2 separate regions of the Homo sapiens genome follow, and region 2 is linked to region 1. The links are chromatin loops, found by intact Hi-C in ENCODE. Cell type or tissue: GM12878. All regions are shown on one strand. Each heading gives the region's core, and the rest is flanking DNA. Links, peaks and the distances in the headings are about the cores only. Region 1 overlaps LOC101928202 (SLAM family member 5). Region 2 overlaps LOC105371456 (a long non-coding RNA gene).

Region 1 (5,368 bases), core at 369-5,368:
AGGGGTTCCTGGAGAGTCAGGGCTGGGCCCTTGGCCAGCAAGTCACATGAGGCACAAGCTCTGGAGTGGGACAATTTGGGTTCAATCCCAGATCCACCATATTTACTGGCTGAGTGATCTTTACCAAGTTGCTAATCTAAGTCTTGAGTTCCCACATATGAACAATAGAGATAATAATTGTAAGTACTCATGGGCTCCTACAAGCACTAAAAATATGATACATTTTTAAAAAGCACTCAACTGTACAGTTGAGTTGTTATAATTGTTACCAGTATTAGGGCCCACCTGCCATGGAATTGCCACAGTACTGTAGCTGGATTTCTCCCAGTGTTTCCCTGTCGGGGAAAGAGGTTGCCCATACCCCATGAACTTGATTCCCAGTTTCTACCTCTCATCGGTTTCTTCAGATACTGAACATCTGATGATTCTCAGGACAACCCTTCAAGGTGGGAGGTTACAGATTATTATCCCCATGCAAAGGCTGGGGAGGTTGCATTTCAGTAACACTAAGAGGCTTTTTAATTTTTTTATTTTAATCAGATTATATATTCATATGGTGCTTTAAAAGGAGGGAGAAATTAAGGAGATTGAAAAAGGAAGTGTCACTCCTGTCTCTGACTCCCATTGCCTGGTTCTGGCTTCCAGAGGCAGGCACTATTATCAGTGTCTTGTGTTACTATGCAGAGATAGTCTATGCACTCAAACACACACATGTGCATCTCCACATACACAACACACTCTATGCGACTGTCCTGCTCTTTGTCTTTTCTCAAAGCAACATTTGTTGGAGCCCACTCTGCATCTGTACACATGGGTGTGTCCCATCTCCTGTCTGCAAACTGTTCCTTGTGGGGCTCTAATCCTCCTCCGCTTCTGATATTTAAGTTGTTGCTTAACACCACAAAGTTGCAATGAATATCCTTATATTTGTGCCTTTACACACATGGATGTGTATATAACAGTGAAAATCATTAGGGTGGATCTAATGAGTCAAAGGCACATGTACTTATACTTTTGATTGATATTATTGTCTCCAAAGAGTGTTCCTATCTACAAGCCTACCAAATATTTAGGTCTGTCACCAATACCTAATGATCAAACTTTTTGAACTCTGTCAAGTTGATAGTGGAAAATATCTCATTATCGTTTTAATGGGCATTTCTTCTATAAACAAGATTCATCATCATCATTTTACATTACTATGTCATTCTTGCTGCCTTTTCTGTGAACTATGAACTGTCTGCTAATGTCTTTTGTCCATCTATACTTGTTTCTTTTCTATTAGTTTATACGAGTTAGACATATTTTAAGAACATTCGCCTTTATTCTAACATACTACAATTTTTAAGTTTGTTTTTCAACTTTACTTACAGACTGTTTGCAATGCCAAAATGTTATTTTCATAAAGTAAAATGTATCCATTTTTATGGCTTACTCTTTTTGTATCTTCCTTCAAAAGGTAACCCCCAATTCAAACAAAGAGGTTTTAATTAAAACCTTTAATTAAAAGGTACCCCCAATTCAAAGAGAGAGTTTTAAATTCTCTCTTGTTTTAAATGCATTTATGGCTTTAAATTTTATATTTACTCTTAGATCCACCCAAAACTTATTTTGGAGTCAGGTGATACAGATGACTGGTGTCACAAAGTGGTGAAAAGATTGAACTTTAGAGTCCATGAAACTTAAGTCCTGATCCTTCATTTTCTGGCTGTGTAAACTTGAACAGTTATTTAACCTCTCTGGCTTTAGCAGTCTCATATGTGATATGAAGAAAAATGAAAATGCTTACCTCATTGGACTCTTCTTTGGGTTTAAATAGAAAAAATTTTTCAGCACAGTATTCAGTAGTTGTCCTATTAATATTAGCTGCTCCCATTATCATGATGAGTATTAGTTGCCCAAGCCCACCTGGAATCAGAACCAGGTGTTCCCAGCTTCCAGGCTGCTATCCTTTCCTCCCCAGCAGCCGCCCCTCTCAGGGGTCCCCTCCTGGGTACAGGGATGGGTTCTAGGGATTTAAACATATCTGAGTTCAATGCCATAAGTGGCTGCAGGGTGTCAAGGTCTAGCCAGGGCCTACTTGGTTACCAGAGCCCTGAGTTTAAAAGGAAGTTCATTGCTCTATGTCCACACATTGTCATCATCAATTACCATGTTACTGAAAAGCTGAGAACATCTTTATAGCAAGGAAAGTGGTAAAGATGTGTTCCCACCCAAATCTCATGTAAAAATATAATCTCCAAAGTCGGAGGAGGGGTCTGGTGTGAGGTGATTGGATCATGGGGATGGATTTCTCATTGCTATTCCCATGATAGTGAGTGAATTCTGACAAGATATAGGTTTTTAAGAGTGTGTAGCACTGCCCCTGCTCTCTCCTCCTTCTCCTGCCATGTAGGACGTGCCTCCTTCCCCTTCACCTTCTGGCATGATTGTAACAGCCATACCTCCTATACAACATGCAGAACTGAAAGTCAATTCAACCTTTTTTCTTTATAAATTACCCAGTATCAGGTAGTTCTTTATAGCAATGAGAGAATGGACTAATGTCCTTCAGCAGGTGGTCTAAGGGCATTGGCCCCTGAGACCCCTCTCAGGAGCAGAGGCGGAGAAGCAGAGGGTCAGGTAGAGGAGGCTGAGAGAGGAAAAGTCCCTTCCTCCCTCAAGAGCTGAGGAAGTGGCCACAGGGACACCCAGAGTTTTCTCTCTGAAGGAGCCCAAAACAGGCTCACCAGCTCTCAGTGCCTATAAAGCCACAGGATAGGACAAGAGAGGATGGGAGAGACAAAGTAGAGGCCTTGATGAAGCCACAGTATCCCAGAACCTCACTGCTGGGAGGGGACTCAGGGGTGATTCTGCCCAAGTCCCTGCTTTAACAGAGGAGGGAGCTCTCTAGGGGGTAGACTTTTCCTGGGTCACACAGGGCAGAGCCACACCTGGAGCCCACTTTCCTCCCCCAGCCCAGGGCCTCCCCTGCAGGACGCTGCCCAAGAGCTCTTCCACCCTCCCCTGCCCTCCCCAGAGCTGAGCTACACTGTTGTCTGAACCCACCAGGACCTGAGCAGCTGCTGAGGTCTCCACCCCAGCTGCCCTTTCCTGAAAAAGGAAGCAGGTACTTTCAGTGGCTTAGCAGAGCAGGGACTTCTGGCTAGCAGAGGGCTAAATAGGCAGCCTGGAAAGACCCCATTTCCTGGATGAGGGAACTGGGAAGAGAGGAGGCTCAGCCCTCAGGCTGCCAGGGAGGATCTGCCCCAGAAAGTGGATGATGAGCATAGCCAGGAGGAAGACGAAGACTCAGAGAGGGAAGGAAGGCAGCAGGAGCTCTTTGATCTGCAGAGATGCTGATCCTGAAGAAGAAAAAACAAGCCAGGGAGCAGGTGGTCATTTACAAGGTGGAGCTAAACATTAATTCAATTTGTATAAAATTTAAGGCCCTGTAAACAACATAAAATGTTGCTCAGTTGTCTGACATAGCCCCCATCAGCACACTCACAAACCAACGATTCATGTTTGATGTCCAAACTGCACTTCTTGGTACCATCTCCATTGTCTCATGTCTCTGTCTGGAGCCCCTAATGCAGAGATGCTTTCTCCTCCAGCTCCCTGCTGGCAGACACGGGGTGGGCATTCAGTAAGTGCTGTTATTATTATGGTCAGGGAGTAGCCAGAAGTCTAGGACCACCCTCATGTGTAGCTTACTGTGTCTCTAGGAAATTATATGTGAGCTGAGCCACCCTCAGTCTCCCTCCTTCCCTTCCACACTTTCCTATCCAAACACATGTCCAGAAAGGGTGTAAGAGTTTAAGAATGATGAGGGGCAAATTCCTCATTTCCACCTTCACCATCACTACTTCACCATCCATCTCTCTCCCTGGGTCAAGGGTGAACTGGAACAGGGACAATGCAGAAACCACAGAAAAAAAATGCATCCAACTGTGGAGCTTCAGGATTCCTCAGAGGATCCAGAGCAATTTCATGGTAATGTTCCTTCCACGGACAGCCTCTGACCAAACTCCACTGCCTGGGGGCTTGTCTCATTCATACCACAGAGGTCAGGCCTAATTGGACAACCAATTTCAATTTCATTCCTTCACAGTGGTTCCCTGAGATAATCACTTTCTTTTTGTGAACACAGATCTCCTTCCCCCAAAATGAGAAATTCTAAGTCCTTCCTTCCTTCTTTTTTCTTTTTTCTTTTCCTTTCTTTCTTTTTCTTTCTCTCTCTCTTTCTTTCTTCTTTCTTCTCTCTAACTCTTCTTCCTTCCTTGCTTCCTTCCTTCCCCTTCCCTCCCTCCCTCTTCCCTCTCTCCCTTTTCTTTCTTTCTCTCTCTCCTTTCTTTCTTTCTTTCTTTCTTTCTTTCTTTCTTTCTTTCTTTCTTTCTTTCTTTCTTTCCTTCCCTCTTCCTTCCTTCCCTCCCTCCCTCTCTTTCTTTCTTTCTCTCTTCCTTTCTTCCTTCCTTCCTTCTCTTTCTTTCTTTCTTTTTCTCTTTATTTTTTTTCTCTCTCTCTTTCTTTCTTTCTTTCTCTTTCTCCTTTCTCCTTCCTCCTTCCTTCCTTCCCTCCCTCCCACCTTCCTTTCTTCCTTCCTTCCTTCCTTCCTTCCTTCCTTCCTTCCTTTCTTTCTTTCTTTCTTTCTTTCTTTCTTTCTCTCTCTCTCTCTCTTTCTTTCTTTAGTAATCCTCCAAATCTAGTGCCTAGTGGAGAAAACTCTACCCAGTTAGACATATTTCCAGGTAAAGAGCATCGTATAAGCAGAGAAAGCCTGCGTTTTGCTGTTGATAGAAAGGAGATCTAACCCCTTTCTATTGCAAAGCTCATTGTTCCTTCAAGACCTCCTGTGTTACAAGTGCTCTGTAATCCATTAGATTTCATATAATTCCCTGTAAGTCCGATTAGTGGCTGGGATATAAAAGCAAAAAATTATAACAAGAACAGCTTTCATCAAAATGCACTAAATCTTATTATTTTCTCATTTTAAAATTTAATTTTATTACACTTACAACCATATAATCGTTCATAAAATAATGATTGTGATATACAGCCTAGATTAGGACAGTCTTTTTTGCAGTTCACTTTTTGCTTAACTTTCTGTATTCTCTACTTTCTCCCTCTCTCTGTGTTTTCTTCCTCAATTTTATGTCCTCTCGTAGCCCATGTTGGCAATCTACTGATTCCTTCCACATTTTTAGCATAGTCTTAGAAACATTTAGATGCTTAAATTTTGGTGACTGTGTTTCCTTTTATGAAGCGAGATTGTATTGTATTCAGTTTCCTGAGTCTTGCTGATGGGAATCTATGCATCTTAATTCATGGAAGTTGAACAGTCCTTCCAGATAACTAGAACATTTGTTTTTGTAACCTCCATAATATG
Region 2 (5,337 bases), core at 1-5,000, 58 kb before region 1:
AGAATTGCTGGGTCATATAGTCATCATCACTCTCTTGCAGTATTGCAGTAGCCTCACAGTCTTCTTGCTTCTATTTTTAGCCTCTTAAGTTTATTCTCAAAATAGCATCTAGAGTAATTCTTAGAAAACTGTAGGTTATATCATATTACTTACTCCTTAGCCCACGGCTATAACCTACATGTAGGTTATATTGTATTACCCTCTCCTTAGCTCATGGCTATAACCTACATGATTCCTTCCATGGCTTCCATTTTACCTGCAAGGCCCTGCACCATCTAACCAGATCTCCCACCTTCTCTGCCTTTATTCCACCCTGCTATTCTTTCAGCAGACAAGGCATGTTTCTGCCTGAGGGCCTTTGCTTCTATCTGGAATTCCCTTTCTCCAGGTATTTGCTTGTCTCATTTCCTGACTTTCTGCAGGTTTTTGTACAAATGTTATCTTAGCGGAGTCTACCCTGACCATCCTATTTAAAACTGCAACCTCCTCCTGGTGCCCTTCTCCCTCCTCCTTGAATGTTCATTCACAGCACTTATTACAGAAATGTGAATCAGGGTGTACTTAGTCTGGATTGTTCACCTAAGACCTGAAACTATAAAAATTCTAGAAGATAACATTGAAAAAACCCTTCTAGACATTGGCTTAGGCAAGGATTTTATGATCAAGAACCCAAAAGCAAATGCAATAAAAACGAAGATAAATAGCTGGGACCTAATTAAACTAAAGAGCTTTTGCATGGCAAAAGGAACAGTCAGCAGAATAAATAGACAACCCAGACAGTGGAAGAAAAATCTTCACAATCTATACATCTGACAAAGGACTACTATCCAGAATCTACAACGAACTCAAAAAAATCAGTAAGAAAAAAACCAAACAAAAACCATCAAAAAGTGGTCTAAGGAAATGAATGAGCAATTCTCAAAAGAAGACATATAAATGGCCAACAAACATATGAAAAAATGCTTAACATCACTAATGATCAGGGAAATGCAAATCAAAACCACAGTGCAATACCACCTTACTCCTGCAAGAATGGCAATAATCGAAAAAAAAAAAAAAACAGTAGATGTTGACATGGATATGGTGAACAGGGAATACTTCTACACTGCTGATGGTAATGTAAACTAGTAGAGCCACTATGGAAAACAGTGTGGAGATGCCTTAAAGATCTAAAAGTAGAATTACCATTTGATCCGGCAATCCCACTACTGGGTATCTACCCAGAGGAAAAGAAGTCATTATTTGAAAAAGATACTTGCACACTCATGTTTATAGCAGCACAATTCACAATTGCAAAATCATGGAACCAACCCAAATGCCCATCAACTAATGAGTGGACAAAGAAACTGTGGTATATATATATGATGGAATAGTACACAGCCATAAAAAGGAATGAATTAACAGCATTTGCAGTGACCTGGATGAGATTGGAGACTATTATTCTAAGTGAAGTAACTCAGGAATGGAAAACCAAACATCGTATGTTCTCACTGATATGTGGGAGCTAAGCTATGAGGACAGAAAGGCATAATAATGATACAATGGACTTTGGGGACTTGGAGGGAAGATTGGAAGGAGGGTGAGGGATAAAAGACTACAAATATGGTTCAGTGTAGACTGCTTGGGTGATGGGTGCACCAAAATCTCACAAATCACCGCTAAAGAACTTACTCATGTAACCAAATACCACTTGTATCCCAATAACTTATGGAAAACAAACAAACAAACATATAAACAAAAAACCCCAAAAACAAATGGGCCAATGAGGACTCAAAGAGTAAGCTATACATCCTAGTATGTAGATACCATTGTTATTCTCAGGAAACTGGAATAGTGATGAGTCAATGAACTCATCCAAGACTCAATTCAGTGATAGAGCTGGGATTCAGACTAAAATCCTGGCTCCTCACCACTACATTATACTGGTTAAATCAATTATAGTCTTTCCACATGATAGTGTACTGTTTAGGTAATAAAAAGGATAAATTACATTCTAATATGTAATTCACATTTTAATATGTAATTATGTAAATGGGAATGTGTCTGTGAAATATTGTGTGCTATGGAGCATCATGTATAGTATTATCCTGGTATTATAAATATATAGTCACATCTGTTTTCTTGGGCATAAAGCAAGTCTAAAAGTTGTGAAACAGTCCACAGTGGCTATTTTCTGGGATCTGTCTCTTTCTCTGTATCATTAGATTGTCTGTAACACTTAGAAAAAAGATCATCTATTAAAATTTTTGGGAAAGGCAGTGACAGGATCATAGTTGTGCTTCAGAAAGATTAAGTCACATGCACGACAACAGGAAGATGATCATCTTGGAAACCAGTGAAAGTGTTTATTCTAACTTTCACTTCCTATTGTGTTGAAATGACCCATTCACAGTCTTTACTGAAATCACTCCAAAACATCTCTGGACCTGTCTAAACAATACCAGCAAAGTGGAAAATGTGGTCTAGCTGATCCAAATGGGAAATCCCCATGAATGGCTCATAAGCCTGGCTGTACATCAGACCACCTGTGGAGCTCTTAAAAACGAATGCCTGGGCCCTGTCCCCAAACTAGGTATCATCTGTAATTTTTTTAAATGTCAAAAGGTAATTCTGACACATAATCAAGATTGAGAAGTGAAAACACTGGCCTATTGGAGTATTTGTGAAATTCAAATGGTCACATTCTTGGCAAGGAGAAGTTTGTCTTCCAAGGTGGTCCTTAGTGTGTCCTCTGTGTATAGAACAGTAAATGTTCTATGAATGAAGGACAGAATGAATGATGAGAGCCCACAGATTGGCATTTCTGTGATGTATTCACCATAACTGAAAGTCTGAGCCTCAGACTGTGAGCCTGATCCCCAGAAGCTGTATCTCATCTATTCTCTAGAATTGACGTAACTTGTAGAAACAAAATCTTGCTAACAAATGTCATAAGACACTGGTTGACAAAACCACATTGCTTATTTATTAATTTACAGTAAGAAGTATACTTGTCAACTGGGTAGAAAGAAATTCTCATTAGCCTGACCAGAATGTCCTGTTCCCAAAGGCAGGCCATATGGGAAACCAAGACATCGACGGGCTACTTGGGGAGTTGTGAGTCAGGGCAGGTGAGCAGATGCAGCTGGTGTTGACTCCATTAGCTTTCTAGAGTCTGAGCTCTCCATTCCGTAGTAGGATTTACCTGCCTGGGGCCTGGAATTCTCCTTCAGCTATCTCTACCATTCACCTTTCTTTATGCTCCATTTCTTACTGATCTCCTACCCTGACCCTGAGATCAATATATTGTTTATTTGGTCATGTTTATCTGTGAGACTGAGTTGTGCCCTGTTGTGTGAGCTGGAATCTCCATACCTATTCTGTGATCAAGTAGGTGGCTTTATATTTACTTTCCAGAAACAAAAAAACCTACACACTTTATCTCCCCTATTTCCAAGTTCTAGCAGAGGTTGTAGAGGGAGGGGACATCCATCAACACGCTGCATCCCACCAACTGAACCGCCAAACTGCACTCGTAAACTGACTCAGTGAGAAAAACTGGACTGGTGAATGGGATTCTGTAGCTCACAATGTTGGAATCTTCACCTAATTTATCACTTAGCCTTTCAGCAAGATCCTTTCATATTTAAGACAGCAAAACGAAAACAACAAAACTCTAGAAAAATGTAATATATAATGTCTGTTCAAGTTAAGAATAATCATGAAATGACAAATTTCTAGGAAAATATATATCACTAAAATTGATTTACCTCACAAAAACAACATAGAAAGTGTAAAACTTATGTAAGTATCCTATTACTGGTGCATTGCTTCAAACCTTTAAAGAATTGGTAGTTTCTGTTCTAACAAATATGTTTTAAAGCTTGTCAGAAGAAGATAGGTTTCTTTGTGTCTTGGAAAACCTGAGATATCCCCAAAAAAATGAAATAAAGTCCCATCAAATTTTCTGGGTCATTGTGCCCAGATTTATGGTCAAACATTATTCTAGATGTTTCTGTGTGGATGTCTGGGGATGAGGTTAGCATTTAAATCAGTGGACTTTGAATAGAACAGATTGCCCTCCGTAATACTGGGAGGTTTCATTCAGTCAAATGAAGCCCTTGATAGAACAAAAGGCTGACAACCCTGAGCAAGAAAACTTCTCTAGGAGTTTGCCTTCTGACTTCATCTGCAACATCACCTCTTCCTGGCTTTCTAGCACACTCTGCCTTTAGACTCAAACTTCCAGTATTTCTTGACTCTCCAGCCTCGTGGCCTCCCACAACATATTTTGAACTCACCAAGCATCCATAATCACATGAGCTAATACATAGAATATGTGTGTGTGTGTGTGTGTGTGTGTGTGTGTGTGTGTGGGTACTATTTGTTCTGTTTCATTGGAAGAAAATTCACTAGGAGTCCAACTTCCTCCTGCACTTCTAGGACCCCTACCAAGTGGTTGTGCCTCTGTGTACACTACACCAGTGACAGGAACCTCACTGTTTCCCAAAGCTTTTATTTATTTATTTTTTATTTTTTGGATGACTCAGACTACAGAAAACTGTCTTTAATATGAGTCAAAACCTTCCTCCCTCTATCTTCTTCTGATACTAGTTTCCAACTGGAGGTTACTCCTTACAAATAAGACTCCTGATTCACTGAATGGCTCTTCAAGTGCTGTTCAGAGCAGAGCAGACATAAGTGCCTGGTATCACCGTTCTTTTCTTGTTTGAAAACCCTGATTTCTCTCCTTCCACATAGTTTCCTGACACGTGTGCCAACTGTGGTTTCTCTGAATCTCCCAACCTTGTATGGTCCTAGGGGCTGTGATATGGTTTGGCTGTGTCCCCTCCCAAATCTCATCTTGAATTGTAGTTCTCATAAACCCCATGTGTCATGGGAGGGACCTGGTTCGAGGTAATTTAATCATAGGGGCAGTTACCCCCATGCTGTTCTCATGATAGTGAGTTCTCATGGAATCTGATGGTTTATAAGGGGATGTCCCCCCTTTGCTTGGCACTTCTCCTTCAAGCCACCCTGTGAAGAAGGTGTCTTTCTTTCCCTTAGTCTTCTACCATGATTGTAAGTTTCCTGAGGCTTTCCAGACATGTGGAACTGTGAGTCAATTAAACCTTTTTTCTTTAAAAATTACCCAGACTAGGGTATTTCTTCATAGCAATGTGAGAATGAACTAATACATGCTGAGAAGGTTGAATGTTTCCTGGAGATGGTGAGCACCAAAACACTGCATTCCCAATCTCCTGGGAAAGAAGTGTCTCCAGAGTTGGGCACACTCACCTTGCTGGCAATTTGTTAAGCTCAACAGACTCTTCCAACATCTAAGGTGACAGTTTTCTG

What was found. Hi-C counts contacts between places; a loop is a spot of excess contacts. Peaks named below come from ENCODE experiments on the same cell type or tissue, not always from the same donor. Only the 100,000 strongest peaks of a DNase experiment are listed, where the experiment ranks them.
Region 2: a loop joins it to region 1, with 2.2 times the contacts of the local background. A loop is called at or near these places in 2 of 110 quality-filtered maps.

What each region holds. Positions count from the first base shown.
Region 1 is chr1:157,304,650-157,310,017 of GRCh38, forward strand. The region is part of intron 2 of LOC101928202 (SLAM family member 5); the gene reads right to left. Among named protein-coding and RNA genes, the nearest start is that of LINC02772, 32 kb to the left of the region's middle. RefSeq lists an enhancer at 5,124-5,368. In GM12878, for the core only: no CTCF peak of the experiment used is centred there; a DNase peak (open chromatin) is centred at 3,122.
Region 2 is chr1:157,247,129-157,252,465 of GRCh38, forward strand. LOC105371456 (a long non-coding RNA gene) reads right to left here. Exons shown (of 4, transcript XR_922183.3): 2 at 5,278-5,337. Among named protein-coding and RNA genes, the nearest start is that of LINC02772, 25 kb to the right of the region's middle. In GM12878, for the core only: no CTCF peak of the experiment used is centred there; a DNase peak (open chromatin) is centred at 2,443.